7 separate regions of the Homo sapiens genome follow, and regions 1, 2, 3, 5, 6 and 7 are each linked to region 4. Evidence: chromatin contacts called from ENCODE Hi-C or POLR2A ChIA-PET data. All regions are on one chromosome and are shown on one strand. Each heading gives the region's core, a stretch centred on a gene start or an enhancer-like site at or near the end of the contact. The rest is flanking DNA. Distances are from core to core; before and after follow the strand shown.

The links. A loop is a pair of places that touch in the nucleus more often than their neighbours do. ChIA-PET counts read pairs that join two places held with the same protein, here RNA polymerase II (POLR2A). Pooled maps may share reads with other maps.
Region 1: a loop to region 4 is called in a pooled map, with 13 times the contacts of the local background. The contact joins the promoter of RPS26 here to the promoter of HNRNPA1 in region 4. A Hi-C loop is called at or near these places in 1 of 37 single-sample maps with no recorded cell type and 6 of 50 pooled maps. POLR2A ChIA-PET finds 5 or more read pairs at or near these places in 1 of 52 experiments (activated T-cell).
Region 2: a pooled map shows a loop between it and region 4 (17-fold over the local background). The contact joins the promoter of PA2G4 here to the promoter of HNRNPA1 in region 4. A Hi-C loop is called at or near these places in 1 of 168 maps with a recorded cell type or tissue (naive thymus-derived CD4-positive, alpha-beta T cell), 4 of 37 single-sample maps with no recorded cell type and 14 of 50 pooled maps.
Region 3: a loop to region 4 is called in a pooled map, with 10 times the contacts of the local background. The contact joins the promoter of MYL6B here to the promoter of HNRNPA1 in region 4. A Hi-C loop is called at or near these places in 1 of 37 single-sample maps with no recorded cell type and 7 of 50 pooled maps. POLR2A ChIA-PET finds 5 or more read pairs at or near these places in 1 of 52 experiments (activated T-cell).
Region 5: a pooled map shows a loop between it and region 4 (5-fold over the local background). The contact joins the promoter of CDK2 here to the promoter of HNRNPA1 in region 4. A Hi-C loop is called at or near these places in 8 of 50 pooled maps. POLR2A ChIA-PET finds 5 or more read pairs at or near these places in 3 of 52 experiments (A673, CD4-positive, alpha-beta T cell and common myeloid progenitor, CD34-positive).
Region 6: a loop to region 4 is called in a pooled map, with 32 times the contacts of the local background. The contact joins the promoter of PYM1 here to the promoter of HNRNPA1 in region 4. A Hi-C loop is called at or near these places in 5 of 37 single-sample maps with no recorded cell type and 13 of 50 pooled maps. POLR2A ChIA-PET finds 5 or more read pairs at or near these places in 3 of 52 experiments (CD4-positive, alpha-beta T cell, GM12878 and naive thymus-derived CD8-positive, alpha-beta T cell).
Region 7: a loop to region 4 is called in a pooled map, with 16 times the contacts of the local background. The contact joins the promoter of ESYT1 here to the promoter of HNRNPA1 in region 4. A Hi-C loop is called at or near these places in 1 of 168 maps with a recorded cell type or tissue (naive thymus-derived CD4-positive, alpha-beta T cell), 5 of 37 single-sample maps with no recorded cell type and 14 of 50 pooled maps.

The regions. Positions count from the first base shown.
Region 1 is chr12:56,040,668-56,043,367 of GRCh38, forward strand. It overlaps RPS26 (ribosomal protein S26), which reads left to right and starts at 1,251. Exons shown (of 4, transcript NM_001029.5): 1 at 1,251-1,502; 2 at 1,758-1,935; 3 at 2,696-2,700. The coding sequence starts at 1,500. RefSeq lists enhancers at 972-1,761, 1,210-1,539, 1,680-1,939 and a silencer at 1,000-1,059.
Region 2 is chr12:56,103,218-56,105,917 of GRCh38, forward strand. It overlaps PA2G4 (proliferation-associated 2G4), which reads left to right and starts at 1,342. Exons shown (of 13, transcript NM_006191.3): 1 at 1,342-1,608. The coding sequence starts at 1,521. ERBB3 (erb-b2 receptor tyrosine kinase 3) reads left to right here. Exons shown (of 28, transcript NM_001982.4): 28 at 1-288. It overlaps LOC105369782 (a long non-coding RNA gene), which reads right to left and starts at 1,202. Exons shown (of 2, transcript XR_944995.4): 1 at 1,071-1,202; 2 at 597-701. RefSeq lists enhancers at 1,037-1,386, 1,397-1,616.
Region 3 is chr12:56,151,159-56,153,875 of GRCh38, forward strand. MYL6B (myosin light chain 6B) reads left to right here and starts at 1,429. Exons shown (of 8, transcript NM_002475.5): 1 at 1,429-1,473; 2 at 2,715-2,717. LOC124902942 reads left to right here and starts at 669. Exons shown (of 3, transcript XM_047429954.1): 1 at 669-889; 2 at 1,248-1,473; 3 at 2,651-2,717. The coding sequence starts at 836. The coding sequence ends at 2,685. The region is part of intron 2 of MYL6B-AS1 (MYL6B antisense RNA 1); the gene reads right to left. It overlaps LOC124902943 (a long non-coding RNA gene), which reads right to left and starts at 2,715. Exons shown (of 2, transcript XR_007063328.1): 1 at 1,971-2,715. RefSeq lists an enhancer at 503-582.
Region 4 is chr12:54,279,304-54,282,003 of GRCh38, forward strand. HNRNPA1 (heterogeneous nuclear ribonucleoprotein A1) reads left to right here and starts at 1,423. Exons shown (of 11, transcript NM_031157.4): 1 at 1,423-1,519; 2 at 2,083-2,199; 3 at 2,492-2,638. The coding sequence starts at 1,505. It overlaps CBX5 (chromobox 5), which reads right to left and starts at 819. Exons shown (of 5, transcript NM_012117.3): 1 at 705-819. RefSeq lists enhancers at 182-271, 424-1,183, 702-751, 1,042-1,131, 1,142-1,201 and 1 more and a cis regulatory region at 218-2,518.
Region 5 is chr12:55,965,469-55,968,168 of GRCh38, forward strand. CDK2 (cyclin dependent kinase 2) reads left to right here and starts at 1,362. Exons shown (of 7, transcript NM_001798.5): 1 at 1,362-1,656; 2 at 2,389-2,466; 3 at 2,581-2,700. The coding sequence starts at 1,541. It overlaps PMEL (premelanosome protein), which reads right to left and starts at 574. Exons shown (of 11, transcript NM_001384361.1): 1 at 468-574. The coding sequence starts at 543. RefSeq lists an enhancer at 1,053-1,132.
Region 6 is chr12:55,926,511-55,929,210 of GRCh38, forward strand. It overlaps PYM1 (PYM1 exon junction complex associated factor), which reads right to left and starts at 1,384. Exons shown (of 3, transcript NM_032345.3): 1 at 1,215-1,384. The coding sequence starts at 1,251. It also overlaps a transcript of DGKA not described here. RefSeq lists a silencer at 326-475 and enhancers at 494-1,074, 566-785, 826-995, 1,075-1,655.
Region 7 is chr12:56,126,956-56,129,655 of GRCh38, forward strand. ESYT1 (extended synaptotagmin 1) reads left to right here and starts at 1,312. Exons shown (of 31, transcript NM_015292.3): 1 at 1,312-1,754. The coding sequence starts at 1,365. It overlaps ZC3H10 (zinc finger CCCH-type containing 10), which reads left to right. Exons shown (of 3, transcript NM_032786.3): 3 at 1-559. RefSeq lists enhancers at 984-1,645, 1,451-1,700, 2,021-2,120, 2,301-2,360 and a silencer at 1,181-1,250.

The sequences.
Region 1 (2,700 bases), core at 1-2,500, 1.8 Mb after region 4:
TATTTTTAGTAGAGGTGGGGTGTCACTATGTTGACTAGGCTGGTCTTGAACTCCTGACCTCAGGTGATCCGCCTGCCTTGGCCTCCCAAAGTGTTGGGATTACAGGCGTGAGCCACTGCACCCAGCCTAAGGCTTAAGTCTTTCCGATGGCTCTTCAGAGGTAAATGGAGCTTACACATAATCTTTCAATTAGGGGTCAGATTCACTAATGAGTGGTGAAATAATTTTCGTGGTTTTTGATCAGCATTTATTAAAATAGAGAACAGAAAGATTAAGTAAAAATAAAGAATAGAACATACCAGCACACCTATGACAAGGGTAAGTATCGTTTCATAAAGCTTGTGTTTCAGTTTTGCATGTGCATGTAATCGTGTTTGTGTGTGTACTGGGTACCAATGTAAAATGTATTCGTGCTATGAATCTGGGTGAAAAACGTTTAAGTCATTAGTCCAGGCTATTCCTCCATCCATTTGTTAGGTGACATACAGCATAGTACAGCGGAGCCAGAATACCTACTGCACGTCAGTTCTTCAATCTTTTTTTTTAATTGATTTATTTATTTTTGAGACAGAGTTTCGATCTTTTTACCCAGGCTAGAGTGCAGTGGCGCGATCTCGGCTCACTGGAAACTCCGCCTCCCAGGTTCAAGATTCTCCTGTCTTAGCCTCCTGAGTACCTGGGATTACAGGCGCCCACCACCAGGCCGGGCTAAATTCTTCAATCTTTAAAGTGAGGATAATAATAGTAGCTACCTATAGGCTTGCTCAAAGTTAAATGAGTTAATATTTATAAAGACGCTTACCACAGGGCCAGGCACTGTGCCAGAGATAAAAAGATGAATGAGAAATAGCCCCAGCCTCAATGCACTTCATTGTGGGATTTTCTCCATATTGGAAGGAGGGATTCACAAAATGCTTGTTTCCTCTCAGGCCTTCCTCTTCGTAATCCTACACCTACCTAGTAGAAGGACTGTCAGAGAAATGAGCCCAGGGCGTCCCCCGGTGGCGCAGCGCCGCCTTCGGTCTAAGCACTTGGGGCAGGGGGGAAGGGGGGGAGGGGGGAGCCTCTTGGCTTCGCACTACAATTCCCACCAAGCATCTGTCCCTCTCTGGCCTCTAATAACGAGTGCGCCTTGTGGTCCAGCGTCTGGCAACTTTCACGCCTAGCGTCGCGTATACCGGAAAACTGCATCGTCCAGAATTGCTTCCGAGTCGGCGCGGCGCAAGGCTTGCTGGGAGACACATAACCTCGATTTTCTTCCGCCATCCGGCTAAATAGTCCCATGTGCACTTTGTTCCATGGATAAATAAACACTAGGAACGCATTTCCACCCTAGATTTCAGCAGAAATGCTGAATGTAAAGGAATATTTGAGTAAAGTGAGTTGCCGTTCTTGAAGCCCGTCTCCTAAGGATTCTCCCGGTGTCCGCGTAGGGATCTCATGCTATATAGGAGGGCCCTGCCAGGCACCGTCTCCTCTCTCCGGTCCGTGCCTCCAAGATGGTGAGTCTTCTTGCGTGGTGAGGGTGGGGGTTCGGGTGCAGACTCTGGGATTGTGGGGAAGTGAGAGCCTGGAGCACGGCTGAGGGGTGGACCGAGTGTACATTTCATTTGCTCTGGGGGTCGGCGGGATTTGCGGAGAAACAGGAGATCCGAGCGGCGCCTTCCTGGAGGCTGCCGGTGCGGCTTGTGGCCGGAAAGGGACTGAGGCTGGGTGAGTTGCGCCGTTTTCCTAACAGTTTTCCCATCCTGTCGCAGACAAAGAAAAGAAGGAACAATGGTCGTGCCAAAAAGGGCCGCGGCCACGTGCAGCCTATTCGCTGCACTAACTGTGCCCGATGCGTGCCCAAGGACAAGGCCATTAAGAAATTCGTCATTCGAAACATAGTGGAGGCCGCAGCAGTCAGGGACATTTCTGAAGCGAGCGTCTTCGATGGTAAGTGGGTCACCGGCGCGAACTGTGTGAGGATCCCAGTATCTTAAAGCCTTCGCCCAACTTCGCCCTTTTGGAGGCTCTGTTCTTTGGAGCCTCTCAGGCAATTTCCACGTATTTAAGGTTGTTACTGGTAGAAGAGAATTCTCTTGTTTGCCGTTTTGATTCTTTTCTGGGCAGAGGGTGACTTTGTGATAGAGTGCACAGCCTTTACTCTGAGGTAAAGGTTTGCCTGTTTCGGTTATGAGATTGCAAAAACTAGAAACTTGGTAAATTTGACAATTCTTGTGCTATTGATTATTTGAATATTTGTGAAAATATACAGGTGAGGAAGAATGTCTTCAACGTTTCGAGAATGGAGGCCGTCTAGTTTGGTGTGCAAGGATGATGTTTGGAGCAATAAGAACGTCGCTTTGTTTTTTTCCTTTTATAGAAAGAGCAAGGTTCAGGGTAGGCATTAGGGCGGGTGTAGGTGTAGAAGGAACTGGATTATTGGTTTATTGCATTTAGAATGTCAGTCTGGTCCTTGCGGTGTCAAGATGAACTCACGTGGGATGTTAATTCACTTGTAAAACTGAGGGTTATACATATGTGCTCAGGTATTGGGCTGAACAGGTGCTTTGGGGGTGCTTTTATGTGCCCGACAGGCATTTAAATAGGTTTAGTTTTAATTGACGTAAACATGTAAGGTGCTCTTCATTCATGTAACAAAAAAGCAAGGTAGGTATATAATACCAGTATAACTCTATTTTCTATTCCTTAGCCTAT
Region 2 (2,700 bases), core at 92-2,591, 1.8 Mb after region 4:
AGGAAAAATAACTGGACATCTTTGTGTAAACCATAATCCACATGTGCCGTAAATGATCTTCACTCCTTATCCGAGGGCAAATTCACAAGGATCCCCAAGATCCACTTTTAGAAGCCATTCTCATCCAGCAGTGAGAAGCTTCCAGGTAGGACAGAAAAAAGATCCAGCTTCAGCTGCACACCTCTGTCCCCTTGGATGGGGAACTAAGGGAAAACGTCTGTTGTATCACTGAAGTTTTTTGTTTTGTTTTTATACGTGTCTGAATAAAAATGCCAAAGTTTTTTTTCAGCTTCCTGTCTGTCAAATGAAGACATTTCGTATGTTAGATAAGAGATCTGCTCCTCAGCAGTGGATACTCACCTTTCTGTGTTCTGACAGTGCTACTCTGTCCCATGCAGCTTTCTCTAGTCCTACTATTACTTCTATTTCTTTAGAACAACCATAGCGCATAGTCCTTTTCATTAAGGGTTTTAGTAGGAATCTACAAGGCAACCAATTGGGAATAACAAAAAGAACCTACGTGCTTTAGGACTTATAAAAAGCCCTATAAGCCCTCCTTCAGAGGCCAAACACTGAAACCTCCAGATGCTTCTGAATTCATTATCTTAGAAAAGTCATCAAATCTTTTTATTTTTTCACGGTAAGAACTCTCAACAAACATGTCTTTCTGAACACTTCCCTTAGGTGCTCCATCCAGGTGCCTGTTATTGGAACAATAAAGTCATGTTACTTCATTAGGAGTCCGGCCTCTAGATTGCGAGGCCTTTAAATGGATGATCCCTCCGGTGTCTGGCTGCCCAGTTAGCCCCCGTTACCAGCACCCTTGGTCTTCTTCCACCTGTCTGCCCCTCCCTGTTCTCCCAGCTTCGGAGGACGACTGGACCGGCTGGGCGGGTTTCGCCAGCCGACCCAGGGATCCGAAGAAGGGCGCACCCAGCCTCCCCGACCTAGGTGTAGACACTGCCCACCCGCTGCGGCTCCACTCTACTCCACCCCTGCCCGCTCGACTTTAAACCTATTTCCCCGCCGTAGCTCCGCCCCTCTCCCCTCAGCCCGCCCCTCTCTGTTACTGGCTCTCGCTCAGCGTTCTCGGTGGAAGTGGTTTTTCCGGGAGAGACCACGCTTCCCCTCAAGCTCCCCAACGGCTCCGCCTTCCCGCCGGAGCCTGACCCTTCCCAGAGTGCCCGGCGATTCCGGCGTGCGAGGCCCTTGGAGGGCAAGGCCCCAGGGCCTGGCTTAGGAGCGCGAGAGGCAGGCTGGGAATTGTAGTTCGAAGGCCCTCGAGAGCGGCTAGAGTCTGGCGGCCGAGAGGACTAGTTGTCCCAGCGTGCCCTGCGCCTCAGCCCGCGCGCTCGCAGCTTCTCGCTCTCGCCTGCCTGCCCGCTCCCTTGCTTGCTCGCGCTTTCGCTCGCCCTCTCCTCGAGGATCGAGGGGACTCTGACCACAGCCTGTGGCTGGGAAGGGAGACAGAGGCGGCGGCGGCTCAGGGGAAACGAGGCTGCAGTGGTGGTAGTAGGAAGATGTCGGGCGAGGACGAGCAACAGGAGCAAACTATCGCTGAGGACCTGGTCGTGACCAAGTATAAGATGGGGGGCGACATCGCCAACAGTGAGTGCGGCCTCGGGGGTCGGGGAATCAAGGCTGATAGGGAAAGGTAACAGGCTGGCCCGGAAGGGGCTGGAGCGGAGGGGTCATGCGGACTGAGCTACTGAGGGGCCCGCACCGGTCCGCTGGGCACGGCGTGGTGGGAAGACCCGGTGTCGCGCCTGGGACCTGAGCGGGCAGGCCCAGGCTGAAGTCTATGGAGGTGCGGGTCGGCGACCAGGATGAGCGCAGAGAGGGGACCCTGGCAGGCTCCGACCCGAGGCCGTTTGTTAGGAGGCAAGACGTGTTTTCTCTTGTTCCTATCCTTCATTCCCGATTATTGCTTCCTCTGATTCTGGCAGCGGCGAGGCCACCTCGAAAAGGAAGCGCCCAGCTATTGGCGACAGAAGTGCCCCTCTGTTTTTGTAGCGTCTCCGGGGCGTCAGGAGCCAAGCCGGCACGTGTTGCTGGGTCCCATTGCGGATGGCTGGCCCCCTTCTTACTCCGCTAGTGTCCCTGACACCAGCTTCCCCACCACCAGCTTCCCCACCACGTGCTTTGCTGGAGCCTTTCCTTCTTTACTTCAGCTCTTACCCTGGTGGGGGCCCCCTTCTACCTTGGGCCAGCTAAGGAGACCGTTGGAGAGCACTCCTGGAGCTTCTAATGCAAGTCTTGGAGATATATATGGCTTTTCTTGAAGTTACTCATTACTACCACCTTTCCAATCTGTGCAGATAGTCTTAGTTAGCATTCACATTTGTTGTTCTCAGTGACTTGACAACTCAAATGTTTTGGGGTCTCCGTCTTATCCCAACTAGGCAAGCTTGTGAACATTACTGGAAAAGGGAGGACTGATTTTAGGATTTTCACAAGTCATCCTTACTCCAGGTGTGCTCTGACGATCTCAGCAGTTGCCTGTCACTCTAGGCAGATGCCACTTTCTCTTTTCTCTCTTTCCAGTTAGCCTTTCCATTTTATTCCAGTTAGGGAGATACAAACTGCTTGTCATTGTGCTTTTAAATGGTTTTAACAGCAAAGATGGTGGGGAACAGGTATTTAGGATGCCTCCCGTCCTGTGGGTGAAAATCTGAGTTTTACCAGCTTTCAAAGAATCAC
Region 3 (2,717 bases), core at 179-2,678, 1.9 Mb after region 4:
ATTCTCCGACCTCAGCCTCCCAAGTAACTGAGATTACAGGCGCCCGCCACCAGGCCCAGCTATTTTTTTTTTTTTTTTTTTTTTTTTTTTTTTTTGTATTTTTAGTAGTGACAGGGTTTCACCATGTTGGCCAGGCTGGTCTCGAACTCCTGACCTCAGGTGACCCACCTGCCTCGCCTCCCAAAGTGCTGGGAGGTGTGAGCCACCAAGCCCGGCCCTATTTTACCAATAATAACACTTCGAATCCTCCGAAGAGCCCTATGAGGTAGGTACCATTATCATTATTTTACAGATGAGGAACTGAGGCCCAGGAGAGATAACTAAACCTGCTGAGGGTCACTAACTAGGACCTGGTAGAACCAGGATTTAAATCTGAGTAGGCTGTCTGAACCCCATCCACTTGAGCACCCTCTGAGATAATTTAGCCCCTTCACCGGTACGAGATCTATGGCGGCCTCCAGAAATGGTTGCTAACTTACTATTATCGTTATTTCTGTCGTACAATTCATTTCTACCTTTCCAATAAACTTTCCCCAACCAGTGAACCTCACTTACTGCCCATAAAGTTCACCTGTGCCTCACCACCCTGCCATCGCCCGAGTTTTCTGCTCTGATCTAATCCTCACACGCCTGTGCAGCACCAGCTTCCAACACCAGGTGCACCGCCAGGGTATTTACTGATCCAGTGAGTGAAGGTGGGCCCGGCCGGGCTGGTTCCCATCCTCTGATCAACGCCTAGGGGAACCAGTGAACTCCAATGCTGACCATAAGAGTTTCAGAAAGTAGGGCTGGAAAGCCCAGCCCTCCGCTCAGAGACCTGTGAAGATCGAGGAGGATGGCGCATATGCTGCCGCAGGATGGAAACCTCGATCAGAGAAGGCTGGGGCAGGTGACTGGGCTTAATTGCAAATTTTAACATTTACTTCAGCAACCAGCTCATTAAAAACAAACTACTCTGAGGCCTCTTTTTTTTCTACCAAACCGCGAGAGGAAGCAAAAGAGAGTGCAGCGGTTCTCCCCGGGGCCGTTAAGTGCTTCCAGCTATCTGACCTCCACGCTGCCTGCTGCAGCCTCAATCTTTCCCCAGGTTCTGAGTTCTTTCAGCAGTAGGTCCAGGAAAACAGCCGCCCCGCCCCCTCCACCTCCCGAGACTAGGAGCCCGCCAGGGTTAAGTAGGAGGGATACCCTAGGGGCCCCGCAGGGTTTTTAGGGTTGGGGTGGATTGGAAATTGTTCATTGCCTTTCAGTTCCGGGACATAAAGCGCGCTGGAAGGACACTGAGTCACCAACCACCGCCATGGGCCGGAAGCCACCGCCCTCGCGTCAACTGCAATCTAGAGCGCGGCGCATCCCGTGAGCCCGCGGGGAACTACGACTCCCGGCATGCTCCGCGGCCACCGGAATTAACCCTTCAGGGCTGGGGGCCGCGCTATGCCCCGCCCCCTCCCCAGCCCCAGACACGGACCCCGCAGGGTGAGTTTTTGGGGGCTGAGGAGGGCCATTTTCTTTAAGATTTAGTGGGGGTGCGTGAGTGTGTGTGTGTGTGTGTGTGTCGTGTGTGTGTGATGTATTTTGTAAAAATGGGACAATTTGCAGTCATGAGATTCAGACGCTGTTTTGCGAATGGGAGACCCAGCATCAACCCCGGGGCCTAAGTGGAATCACTGCTATCTTCCTCAGAATGCTACCTAAATCCTTTCCTAATTTACCCCAGAACAAAAGTAGCCTGCAATCCCTCCCCACTCCCAAACGCCCCCCAACTTGGACTCTCTCCCAGCGCCCCTGGCAAGGTTTGTGACCTGGCCCCTGAGTCAGGATTTTTATTATACCCCTGGTTGTGGGGTGAATACTCATGGAGCCATAGGAGCGCCCACATCCTCTTGGATTAGGGAATTTAAGCCGTCTCCCAGAGCCTGCCCTTCTCCTCAGGTGCCACCAAAGGGTCCCCACAGGTTCAGCAAGCACCCTACCTTTTGTTTGTCTTGAATGACCGTGGGCTTGTGGAAGGTTTCTTCCATGGAAGAATGGGTAGCAGATGTTAAACCTGATCTTTGCCCCCACTCCTGCCCCTAAAACAACACTGGGCACAGGAGACAATGAGGGATGTCATACTCCTGTTTTTATGACTATTCTTCCTTTATACTGTGAATAGTTCCAGTTCTTGGCTGGGTGGGGGCTCAGGAACTACAAGTATTAGGGATCATTAGACTCTAAGGTTAACTACCCCTGCTCTTTACAAAGCCATGGTCAGAAGGGAGTGGAGGGGCTGGGCAGATGGGCTTCTTGTTTTTGTCATTGCTCCCAGACCACACTTTAACTTGTTCCAGTTCACACAAGCCTCCCTGGCTGCTACCCCTCACCCCACCCTTCAAGAAGACTAAAGCTGCTGGATCACCTGCTTTGCCTCACCACCCCCATCTCAGTGCCACTGGCAAGCATCCTATCCTCACCCTGGAGGTTAACTACCTCATTCTGGGCAGTCTCTGGCTTCCTCCCCTACCCCTAAAGGAAACATTGTTCTTTTCTGGTCAGCCTTTGGGGATAAGGGGACAGAGGGAAGAAGACCTTGGGGCAGGAGTCCTGAACCATAGGAGGCCAGGGGAGTGAGGGCAGGCGGTTATATCTCTCCTCTACCTCATCTTTGCCACAGCCAACTGGCTCCCTGCCCCTGCCCCCGCCCCTTGACATCCCAGACTCCCTGGCTATTTAAACAGAGA
Region 4 (2,700 bases), core at 173-2,672:
AAAAAAAAACAACTCCTGTTCCCCAAACCTCAAGTGGTGAGGGGGCGGGGGAAAAATGCTCAAGTCGAGGAATACAGGAGCAAACTTACGCTTTCAAGGAGGTGTATGGGACTGAGGCCTAAAGGCTTCGTTAGAGAAGTCATCGTGGATAAAACATCCACCCTCACACGCCATTACAGGCACCGACTCCCCTTCCTCACAACCCCAAATCGAAGACCTCCCTCTTTTGGAGAGCCGATTGGACGACTGGTCCCAGCGCTTTCCTTAGGCTGTCCGTCTACTGGTTCCAGATTCGTTCCATCCGTTTAACCGCCCGATCCCGCATTCCCCATTGGAGTCAAACCGCTGCCTCCTGGAGAAGCCCAACCTACCGCGCGCTTCCTGCTCACTGGCTCAGTGAGACGCTGCTCAGAAGGGGAAAACCCGTCTCCCACATTCCGATGGCCCAAGGGCCGATCAGTCGGCAGCTCAAGGCAGACCCAATTGGCCTATACACAAGCCAGTCAAAGTCTTCGGCTGCACAGCTCCAAAGAACCTACGGGGATTAAAACATCCCGCCCCCTGTTCTTCTATTGGTTGGCCCGACCCACCGCTGCCCCTTCACTATCCCCCCACCCCGCCGTCCATTCATTTCACACAATAACGGGCCCAAATGGAGTCAGTTCAAGACCTACTATGGGTAGATAAGACTGTCTGCCACTTACCCGGGATTGAGAGTGATCACTCACGCTAACGTCTGCCCTGTTCCTGTATGGTGAGGCCGCACCACAAGCCACCACCGCCGCCGCCTTCTGCGCAACGCCAACCGCCCGCCAAAACGGATCCTTCCCTGCGCCTGCGCAACCAATCCTGGGACCGGACCTTTTTTCTCCGCCCACTACGCATGCGCAAAGCTAGGACAAACTCCCGCCAACACGCAGGCGCCGTAGGTTCACTGCCTACTCCTGCCCGCCATTTCACGTGTTCTCAGAGGCAGGTGGAACTTCTTAATGCGCCTGCGCAAAACTCGCCATTTTACTACACGTGCGGTCAACAAGAGTTCATTGCAAAAAAATTGTTACCTCCTGGCTGCTTGTCTAATACATAGTGTTAATCATGCTTTGCCAAGCGACTTGACTGTAATATTTGCGCGTGGAAGATTAAAAAGATGTTAAACACCCAAGGTAGATTCAAATGTGAATGATTGGTCGGTTGGCCAATCAGACTGGTTAACAATAACATTACTCGGGAACCAATGGACTCCAAGGGGTGGAGACGGCGTAGAACGACCGAAGGAATGACGTTACACAGCAATGTGGCACCACAGGCCAATAGCAGGGGGAAGCGATTTCAAGTATCCAATCAGAGCTGTTCCAGGGCGGAGTCTACCAATGCCGAAAGCGAGGAGGCGGGGTAAAAAAGAGAGGGCGAAGGTAGGCTGGCAGATACGTTCGTCAGCTTGCTCCTTTCTGCCCGTGGACGCCGCCGAAGAAGCATCGTTAAAGTCTCTCTTCACCCTGCCGTCATGTCTAAGTCAGAGGTGAGTTAGGCGCGCTTTCCCACTTGAATTTTTTCCTCTCCCTTTCCTGAATCGGTAAGATGCTGCTGGGTTTCGTTCCTTGCACCAGCCCATTCTACAGTTCCTTCGGTCGCTGCCACGGCCTACCCCTCCCAAAGTTCAAGTCGCCATTTTGTCCTCTTGATCGCCATGAGGCCGCTCTCCGCCAACCATGAGTTATCATGCGGGACTCGTTACTCGTAGCAAAATTCTTAGGCACACAGGATCTTTGTCTTTTTTTAAACCTTGCCTTGGTGAGCGAGTTTTCTAAAGAGCGATTAGTCCCATTGTGGAGATGCACCCCTACCGCCCAAGCCTTTGTTGCGCGTGCGTCGGAAGGCGACTAGGGACGCATGCGCTTGCGATTTCCTAGCACTCCCAACTCCAGCATACGGCCTCCCTTGATAGGCAGAAGCACGTGTCTTGTTGCGACCTGAACGAACAATAAGTGCTAGGTACACAGTTGGTGTCTAGTTTTTCTTTTCCTCGATGGAAATTGTTTCGTGTTGTAGCCCATTTAACACTTCCCCCTCCCCCCACTCTAGTCTCCTAAAGAGCCCGAACAGCTGAGGAAGCTCTTCATTGGAGGGTTGAGCTTTGAAACAACTGATGAGAGCCTGAGGAGCCATTTTGAGCAATGGGGAACGCTCACGGACTGTGTGGTAAGATTTGGAAGGGACAAAGCAGTAAAACAGCCGATTTCCTTGGCTTATCTTGGTGCAGTCTTCTCCGAATGCTTATGAAAGTAGTTAATAGCATTATAGTTAGAGCTTTGTTGGCAAAGGAACGTCCTGCTTTGATTTTAAAAGCTACCTCTTAAATCTAGGGTAGTGGGAAACTGGACGACTTTTTATAAAAGGCTGGTGTAAAGTTTCCTATTGCCCTATTCAAAGTTAAAATGACAAAAGCTTTTGCGGTCAGACTTTGTGTTACATAAATTAACACTGTTCTCAGGTAATGAGAGATCCAAACACCAAGCGCTCCAGGGGCTTTGGGTTTGTCACATATGCCACTGTGGAGGAGGTGGATGCAGCTATGAATGCAAGGCCACACAAGGTGGATGGAAGAGTTGTGGAACCAAAGAGAGCTGTCTCCAGAGAAGTGAGTGGGTTTTTTTTCTTCTTCTTCTTAAACTTACTTGGATATGTGCTGCTATGGACTTA
Region 5 (2,700 bases), core at 112-2,611, 1.7 Mb after region 4:
AGACCCCTCTGCCTATCTCTCCAGCCCCAGAACAAAAGGTCTGGGCTGTGTTCACCCGTACCCATCCCAAGAGGAGAGGATTGTATCTCCTTAGTGTTCTTACCCAATACCACATTCTCTGACTCCCCACTTTAAATCTCCTACCCCAAGAGACGTTTCCTAAAAGAGTCTCCTGCACATTTCACCCCTTTGGAGCCCGTGCTCCAGCTCACTGCCAAGGAAGCCTCAGAATCAGTGCCACAGAGACCTTCTATCCTTCTGCCCCTCCAAGCATATGAGATTATTTTCAGGCAAAATCCCAAATCTCCATGTAGGGAGGGAGCCCAGGTGCCCACATCCTCACTAAATCAAATGAGTGGGAGACGCCTGAAATATTGCCGCTATCTCCCATTAGGAGGACAGAAACCAGAGCAGGGGGAATTCATCCCCAAGTTCACACCTGCTCATGTCCACATATCCACACATACCTTTTGTAGCCCCCACAGCCAGCAAAGCACCTATCACAGCCAAATGAAGAAGGCATCTTTTTAGCACCAGATCCATTGTGTTCTTCCCTCCAGCAACCAAAGGCACTGGGGGGACTGGGATAGGCCCCTATATAAGAAAAGGGTGCTCATTTGCATAGCCCTTCCTCTTCTCCCTCAGAGAAGGCCTGGGAGGGGCCGGAGGAGAGGAAAAAGGAAAAACTGACAAAGGGATCCTGGTCCCTAGACATTGCTTTCCCATCCTGCTACTCAATGACAGTTTCTGGTTTCACTGGGTCACTCTCATCTTGATGCACTCCCGGGCAAGAGCTAACTGAAAGGCAGCTGCGTAACACATACCAGACACAACAGTTTATCATGGGAGAGTGAATTAAACCAGGAACTTCTCAAAAAGACAGAAACAGAACCCTGCATCCCAAAACAGAGACAGTGTCGGGGTATGCTATGAGGCAGAGGCAACGACTCCTCTGAGGCCCAGGATTCCTTTGCAACGAGATTCCCGGCTTCCTGGTTTCCAAAGGAGGCTCCTGGGCCAGGTGGAATTTAACCTTAGGTCGATACATATTTTCCCCAGGATTGGTGAAAATAGTGAGTTAGAAATCAAGAAATCCCTACAGACTAGAGACATAGGTAGGAAACTTGGACCCAAAGCAGGTACTTGGGAAGAGTGTTCAGCCGCCCCACCGGGGAAGAAACTTGTCTAGCCCCCAAGAACCAAACTTGCCTGGGGCGGGATCATTTGCGGGGAGGAGCGCTGGGCTCGCCCCCCGGCTCTGACGTTGACCAATAGAAAGGCCTGGGGGCGGAGCCAGGGAAACGCGGGAAGCAGGGGCGGGGCCTCTGGTGGCGGTCGGGAACTCGGTGGGAGGCGGCAACATTGTTTCAAGTTGGCCAAATTGACAAGAGCGAGAGGTATACTGCGTTCCATCCCGACCCGGGGCCACGGTACTGGGCCCTGTTTCCCCCTCCTCGGCCCCCGAGAGCCAGGGTCCGCCTTCTGCAGGGTTCCCAGGCCCCCGCTCCAGGGCCGGGCTGACCCGACTCGCTGGCGCTTCATGGAGAACTTCCAAAAGGTGGAAAAGATCGGAGAGGGCACGTACGGAGTTGTGTACAAAGCCAGAAACAAGTTGACGGGAGAGGTGGTGGCGCTTAAGAAAATCCGCCTGGACACGTGAGTGGCCTCTGTACCCGGGACTCCTAACTGGGGACCTCCTTGATTGTCCCCCCCAACCCCCCACGGGCGGGTAGCCGTCCAGGGACCGGAAGAGAGCAGGGAGGGACTTCTTTAGAAGTGGAGAGGTGGGTTGGGGGCCAGTAGAAGGTGAAGAGTATACTTATACTCCCTGGGGAGAGTATAGGGTGGTGTGGAATCCATGGAAAACTTTCTTCCCAAACTGAGCCGGATCGTGCCCCCAAATGTGCGACTACAGACTCGGGGAGAGAAAGGAGGTCTCTGAGATGAGGTCCAAGACTCTCCATGGAGTGGAGTTATGTGGGAACCGGCGAGAATCGCCTTTCTGAATGAAGAGCCCTCTTCACTGCCCCACCCTCACCTTAGAATTCTCTCCTCTTTCCAAAGAATGGCAGTTGAACCTCACTGGCCCCTCTGGGGAGGCTGGGGGCTACTCCTGCATTTTTTCCCCTCCATTACAGTCTCCCTGCTTCACCTTCACCAGGCGGCTTTACTTACCTACCCCTGGGAAAAGAGGAGATAATGGCCTTAATATATCCAAAAACCACACCCTGACTACCCAAGAATTAGCTCTTACCATCACCCTTTCTCTTCTCTCACTTTCCTAGGGGGTGCTGGGTGGTGTCTCCTTGGGGGAAAGAAATGACTAGGTGGGGGGGAAAGGAATATTTGTAACCATATTCCCATCTCTGCTTTCCCAACCTCTCCAAGTGAGACTGAGGGTGTGCCCAGTACTGCCATCCGAGAGATCTCTCTGCTTAAGGAGCTTAACCATCCTAATATTGTCAAGTAAGTATGCGTCTGAGAGGTGATCCAGCTGGAAAGGAGGATAAGTTCTGTCTGTACAGTGTGGGCATTTCTCTCTCTCACACACCTCCATTTCCTCAAACTTTCCTTCTCTAGGCTGCTGGATGTCATTCACACAGAAAATAAACTCTACCTGGTTTTTGAATTTCTGCACCAAGATCTCAAGAAATTCATGGATGCCTCTGCTCTCACTGGCATTCCTCTTCCCCTCATCAA
Region 6 (2,700 bases), core at 134-2,633, 1.6 Mb after region 4:
AGGGAGAAAACTCAAGCTGAAAGTTGTATTAGGGTCCTCTTCCCTTCACACCTCTAAACCTCAGTGACCCAACAAATGAAGATACGGGAGAGGAAAAGGTACTATGTAGAAACGAGGAGGTCTTCAGCAAATAAAGCTTCGAGAAAAATAATGAAAACGGGACTGGGGTAGGGCAGAAACCAAGTATAGCTGAGATGGGGGAGGGGAAAAGAAGGAGGGCAGGAACTGGAGGGAAATGAGAGTGTAGAAGCCCCCAAGCCTGAAGAACCTAAAAGAGATATGAGTGGTCCAACTGCTGGAGAAAAGCTAAGGGCCCGTGAGGGTCCTGAAGCAGGGACCAGCACTGAAGGACCCCAGGGTTTGGGTGACCGGAAGCAGAGACCCCAAACACGAGACCAGAAGGGGGCGCAGGAGACACCCCGTAGGAGAGAATGAATGGGGAAGGCGGTCCGGGGGGCGGGGCAAAGGAGGGGCCCCGGGATGGGCGGGGCACAGACCCCTTTCCAAGTCCGAACCCCTGCCCCGAGAGCCCGGAGAGAAGCGGCTCCGCGCCTCCCGCACTCACCGCCGGTCTCGTCAGTAACATAGGGAGTCGCCATCTTGAAAACGCAAACCACTTCCGGCGTGAGCGGGCTGGGGTCCCGCCCCCCTCCCCACCGGAAGTGGAGTCCCGATCGTAGCAAGCCACCATCTTAGTCTTAAAGGGAGAGTGCACCATTTCATGGGCGGAGGTGGAGGAGGAGGAAGAGTGGAGAAGCTGAAATAGTTAATAAAATAAAGCCGTGGGCTTTTTACTGCCACCGATACCATTACTGAGCGCTTGCTGCCTGTAAAACAGTCCTCAGGGAGCCAAGAGAAGTTCCGAGGCACAGTCCCTCTCATCCCCAGGAACTCCTCGTACGTCCAGGACCTGCGAGGGAAAAGGGCGCAAGGCCCACCTGCACCCAAAAAGGGGGCCTTATAAATGAAGAAAGGAAGAATATCCAGGCTCTGGCCTGCACCCAGATCTCAGAGCGGCTTGGTGACGTGGAGCAGACAAACTCCAGGAACGCACTGGGGCGCACAAGTGTTTCTAGGGACGGTTGGAGACCCTATCTAACCCTAAGAAGGTGGGGAGGTCGAATTCGTGTGCCGATTGCTGTCGGCCAACCCACTCAACCACCAGAGACCCGCGGGAGGGGCGTGCAAGGCGGAGGGCGCCGCGGGTCGGTCACCTGTCTCCGTAGCCGCAGGGCTGCCGGCAGCTTCCATGGCCGAAGAGGCAGCGGACCAGGTTGGGCGGGCGGCCCTGGCCTGGCTCTGCCCCGCTGGGCGGCGCCGGGGATTCGGCGGCGAAGTGATGAGGGCCCTAGTTGCTTCTCGCCCAGACCTCCTAACCCTGAGTGCCTCCTCGGGCTGGGCCCTAGGGTCAGAGGGCAGGGTGAAAGCTTCTGGGCGGACCTACTTAGTATTCTAATTAAACTCGTCCAACCGCTGAGGATCTAAAGCGGGGCAACTCGCCAATAATCCGGTCCCGTAGTGTCACTCCATTTGTAGTCCTGCCCTGCGCCGTACCTCCCTATTCTGCAGACGAACCCATATGGTCTCCCTCCGCCGCCCATTTCAGCAACTGTTGTTCCTTCAGGGCTAAGTCCTGTTAAACTTGTTTCCCCTACAGCCTGAGAGGAGCCCGGCTGCAGGTTCCTCTCCTCAGGTGTCAACTCTGCCCTCCTCCACCCTCATATAGCTTTTTCCTTATCAACCCTTTTACCTTCCTGCTTATATCCCCACTTTGGCTTAGTTTAATGTCCAGCAGTACCCCTGGAACCAGGGAGGAGGCAGGAGGTAAGTATTGGTGACTACCTCCAACACTAGGCAGCATGTCCCATTTAAAAAACAAAACAAAACCCAGGCGCGGTTGCTCACGCCTGTAATCCCAGCACTTTGGGAGGCCAAGGCGGGTGGATCACGAGGTCCGGAGTTCAAGACCAACCTGGCCAAGATGGCGAAACCCCGTCTCTACTAAAAATACAAAAAAATTAGCCGGGCGTGGTGGCGGGTGCCTGTAATCTCAGCTACTCGGGAGGCTGAGGCAGAGAATTTCTTGAATCTGGGAGGCGGAGGTTGCAGTGAGCCAAGATCGCTCCACTGCACTCCAGCTTGGACGACAGAGTGGGACCCCGTCTCAAAAAAAAAAAAAAAAAAAAAAAAAAAAAACTAAAAAACTGAGCAATGGCTGACTAGGACCTTTATAAGACAAATTAGGCCTCAGAAGTTTTCTGGGGGCCGCAGCTTGCCTTCCTTCCCATCCTCCATGTCTGTGACTTCCACTAGAGGCCAATTCAGAATGTCTGGGGGTGGGGCTCATTTAAAAAGTATTTCCAGGCCGGGTGCGGTGTCTCATGCCTGTAATCCCAGCACTTTGGGAGGCCCAGGTGGGCAGATCACTTGAGGTCAGGAGTTCGAGACCAGCCATGGCCAACATGGTGAAATCCCATCTCTACTAAAAATACAAAAATTAGCCGGGTGTGGTGGCGAGTGCCTGTAATCCCAGCTACTCGGGAGGCTGAGGAATGAACCTGGGAGGTGGAGGTTGCAGTGAGCCAAGATCGTGCCACTGCACTCCAGCTTGTATTATAGAGCAAGACTCAGTCTCAAAATAAATAAATAAAAAGTATTTGCATACGATACACTGTTATTGCAAGTGTTGTGACACTGTGG
Region 7 (2,700 bases), core at 62-2,561, 1.8 Mb after region 4:
TCAGCTGCAGGCCTCATCCTGTAAGACACTTCCTCTAAGAAATGGCTAGTTTCTTCCCAGTGATCAACCCCAGTTCTTCTGCTGCATCTGACAGATTTACATAATATGCCCCATATATACTGCATTAAAAGGTAATCATCTTATGACCAACACTTCCCTCATCAACTTCCAATTAGTCTAGTTCCTAGATCCTAGGACAACACTCCACCTCTAACGCCAGTTAACTAGTAACAATAGTCATCGGTGTACCCTGCACTTTTTCCTTCCTAAACCTACACCGTACACTGTGGGACTGCACTAGTTCTGCACCTGACTGTATGGCAAACCTTCCTTCTAACTCAGGCAAATGTGAAAAGGAATTGTCTTTCCCTTACTCTTGATCCCTCATTTTAGTGTCCTAGAAGTTCTTCAGGGTCAGAAAATTATTGGAAAATGTAATAATTTGCGCTGCCTCCCTCCCTTTTGGAGCCAACTAGTCTTACATCCATCCTCTAAGATAGAGATGACTTACTAACTCTTGGAAATTTCCAAAAAGAAATAAAGCCTCACTTTCTATTCACTCTGCTTTTTTTCCCCCTTTCCCTGAAGGCTGGATTATCTCAACTCTGTAATTCTCTGACTCTCCAGTTTTCTCCAGGGTCAGTCGTTACACCACACAAAGAAGGTAGGGGATTAGGGACGGGATAGACGGGGTTAGTTTTCAAACACTTTCATTCCAAATACGATCGTATCCTTTCCTTTTGTAAGGGCAGGCAGGAAAAAGTTGAAGGATAAGGAATGTGCTTAGAGTATGAAAACTAGAGAAAGTCGGCAAAAGAACATATATATATATCCCAGACCAAATCCTGCCAAACCGAATGAGTAGAGGGAAATCCTGAAGCTCCACAACCCCTCAACTTCGCAACTTGGGCTTTCTCCAAAACCAAGAAATTGGCGGTGCAGCTCTGCATGACGTCATACCACAGGCACTCCAATCCCACGTGGGGGAGCTCTTGGTCCCGCCTCTCCTGAAATGGTGCGCCACGCCTCCTCCTCTTTATTACCAATCGAATGCCGCCCCTGAGCCCCTTTCTTCCTTTTCCCGCCATCTCAGACCTCCCATCTTGGCCTTCGGGCCCAATCAGGGAGGCCCTACCTATCCGAAACCCGGTCCGTTCCCCGCGGAAGAGGGGTGGAGTTTCAACCTTTTAACTCCACCTTGGTCTGTGCAGCGCGGACCAACCCAAATCGCCAGAAAGGAGGGGCGTGGCTTGAAGTCCCCTCCTCCATCCCGGGGATCACGTTTTGCCTGGGGGAGCTGATCGCAAGACTAGGCAACCTCCAGCCAGTCCCTGGGTCGGGCGGATCCTCCCAGAGGTGGCACAATGGAGCGATCTCCAGGAGAGGGCCCCAGCCCCAGCCCCATGGACCAGCCCTCTGCTCCCTCCGACCCCACTGACCAGCCCCCCGCTGCTCACGCAAAGCCAGACCCAGGTTCTGGGGGCCAACCTGCTGGCCCTGGCGCGGCGGGTGAGGCCCTGGCGGTGCTGACTTCATTCGGGAGGCGGTTGCTGGTGCTGATACCTGTGTATTTGGCCGGGGCAGTGGGACTCAGCGTGGGTTTCGTGCTCTTCGGCCTCGCCCTCTACCTGGGCTGGCGCCGGGTCCGCGACGAGAAAGAACGGAGCCTTCGAGCAGCGAGGCAGCTACTGGACGACGAGGAGCAGCTCACTGCGAAAACTCTCTATATGAGTCATCGAGAGCTACCTGCCTGGGTGAGCGACCACCCTCGGTCCTCTGTGCAGCATAGCCCCCTTCCACCCCTTCCATCTGGGGCTTTTCCTCCTTATGCCTAGAGTCAGCTCCCTGCCTTGGGACAGTGGGCCCCAGACTTTCCCCTCTCTCCCCGCTAGCCGCCTGCCTGCTGGACGCGCCACTCTTGGAACCGACTGCTCACTCTCCCCACCCACCCTTTCGCATGCCCAGACTGGATCCTTCCACAGAATCAGGACTTCTTCCTCTACTTGGGCAACAGCAGTAATAACATCTGGGGACCCCGTCTCAGCCGAAGCTCTCCCTCCTAGCCAAGCCATCTTGAACGTCCCTCTTGCTTTTGGTGCCACTCGCGGCTTTGCTGCTCCTGGAAATCCTGGTCCCGTTACCTCTCAAAGGTTTCCCTAGTCTTTCCCATCCTCCTCGAGACTTTTTACCTACTTAAAGCCATACGGTTCTCTCTTTTCTCGCTTTTATCCCCGGGTACCCGCTAGGACCCAGCCCCGGCCCCTGGACGACCCTCGGGCAGCCACCTTCAAGCCTCCAGCCGCCAGACTGCAGCGCGGCAGAGGCGGCTGCTGGACGGAGGGAGGGCTACGGGAGGAGGTGGTGCGGCTGCTGCAGTGCCCGCGGCGCACACTCCCCCGCACTCCTCGGCCGGCCACACCCTTTTCCGGACTGTGGGCTGCGCTTGTTCCGTTGGGGCAGAGACCCTTATTTCTGCGGCGGCCGCGTCTCCTGTGCTGAGGCGGATGCCTTCTCTCTAGTCTTGCAGAGGCGAAGCCGGTTACCCGGCCCCTCCCAGCAGAGGTGCCAGTCTAGGGGGAGAATGGCAGCAGAGAGGAATCAAAATTGACACTAGACAGACACAGCCAAGCTTCCCAGGCCCTGGACTGGAAAGGGGAGGAGAAAGAGGGCCAAATGGCTCTAGGGGACCTGTAGCCTAGG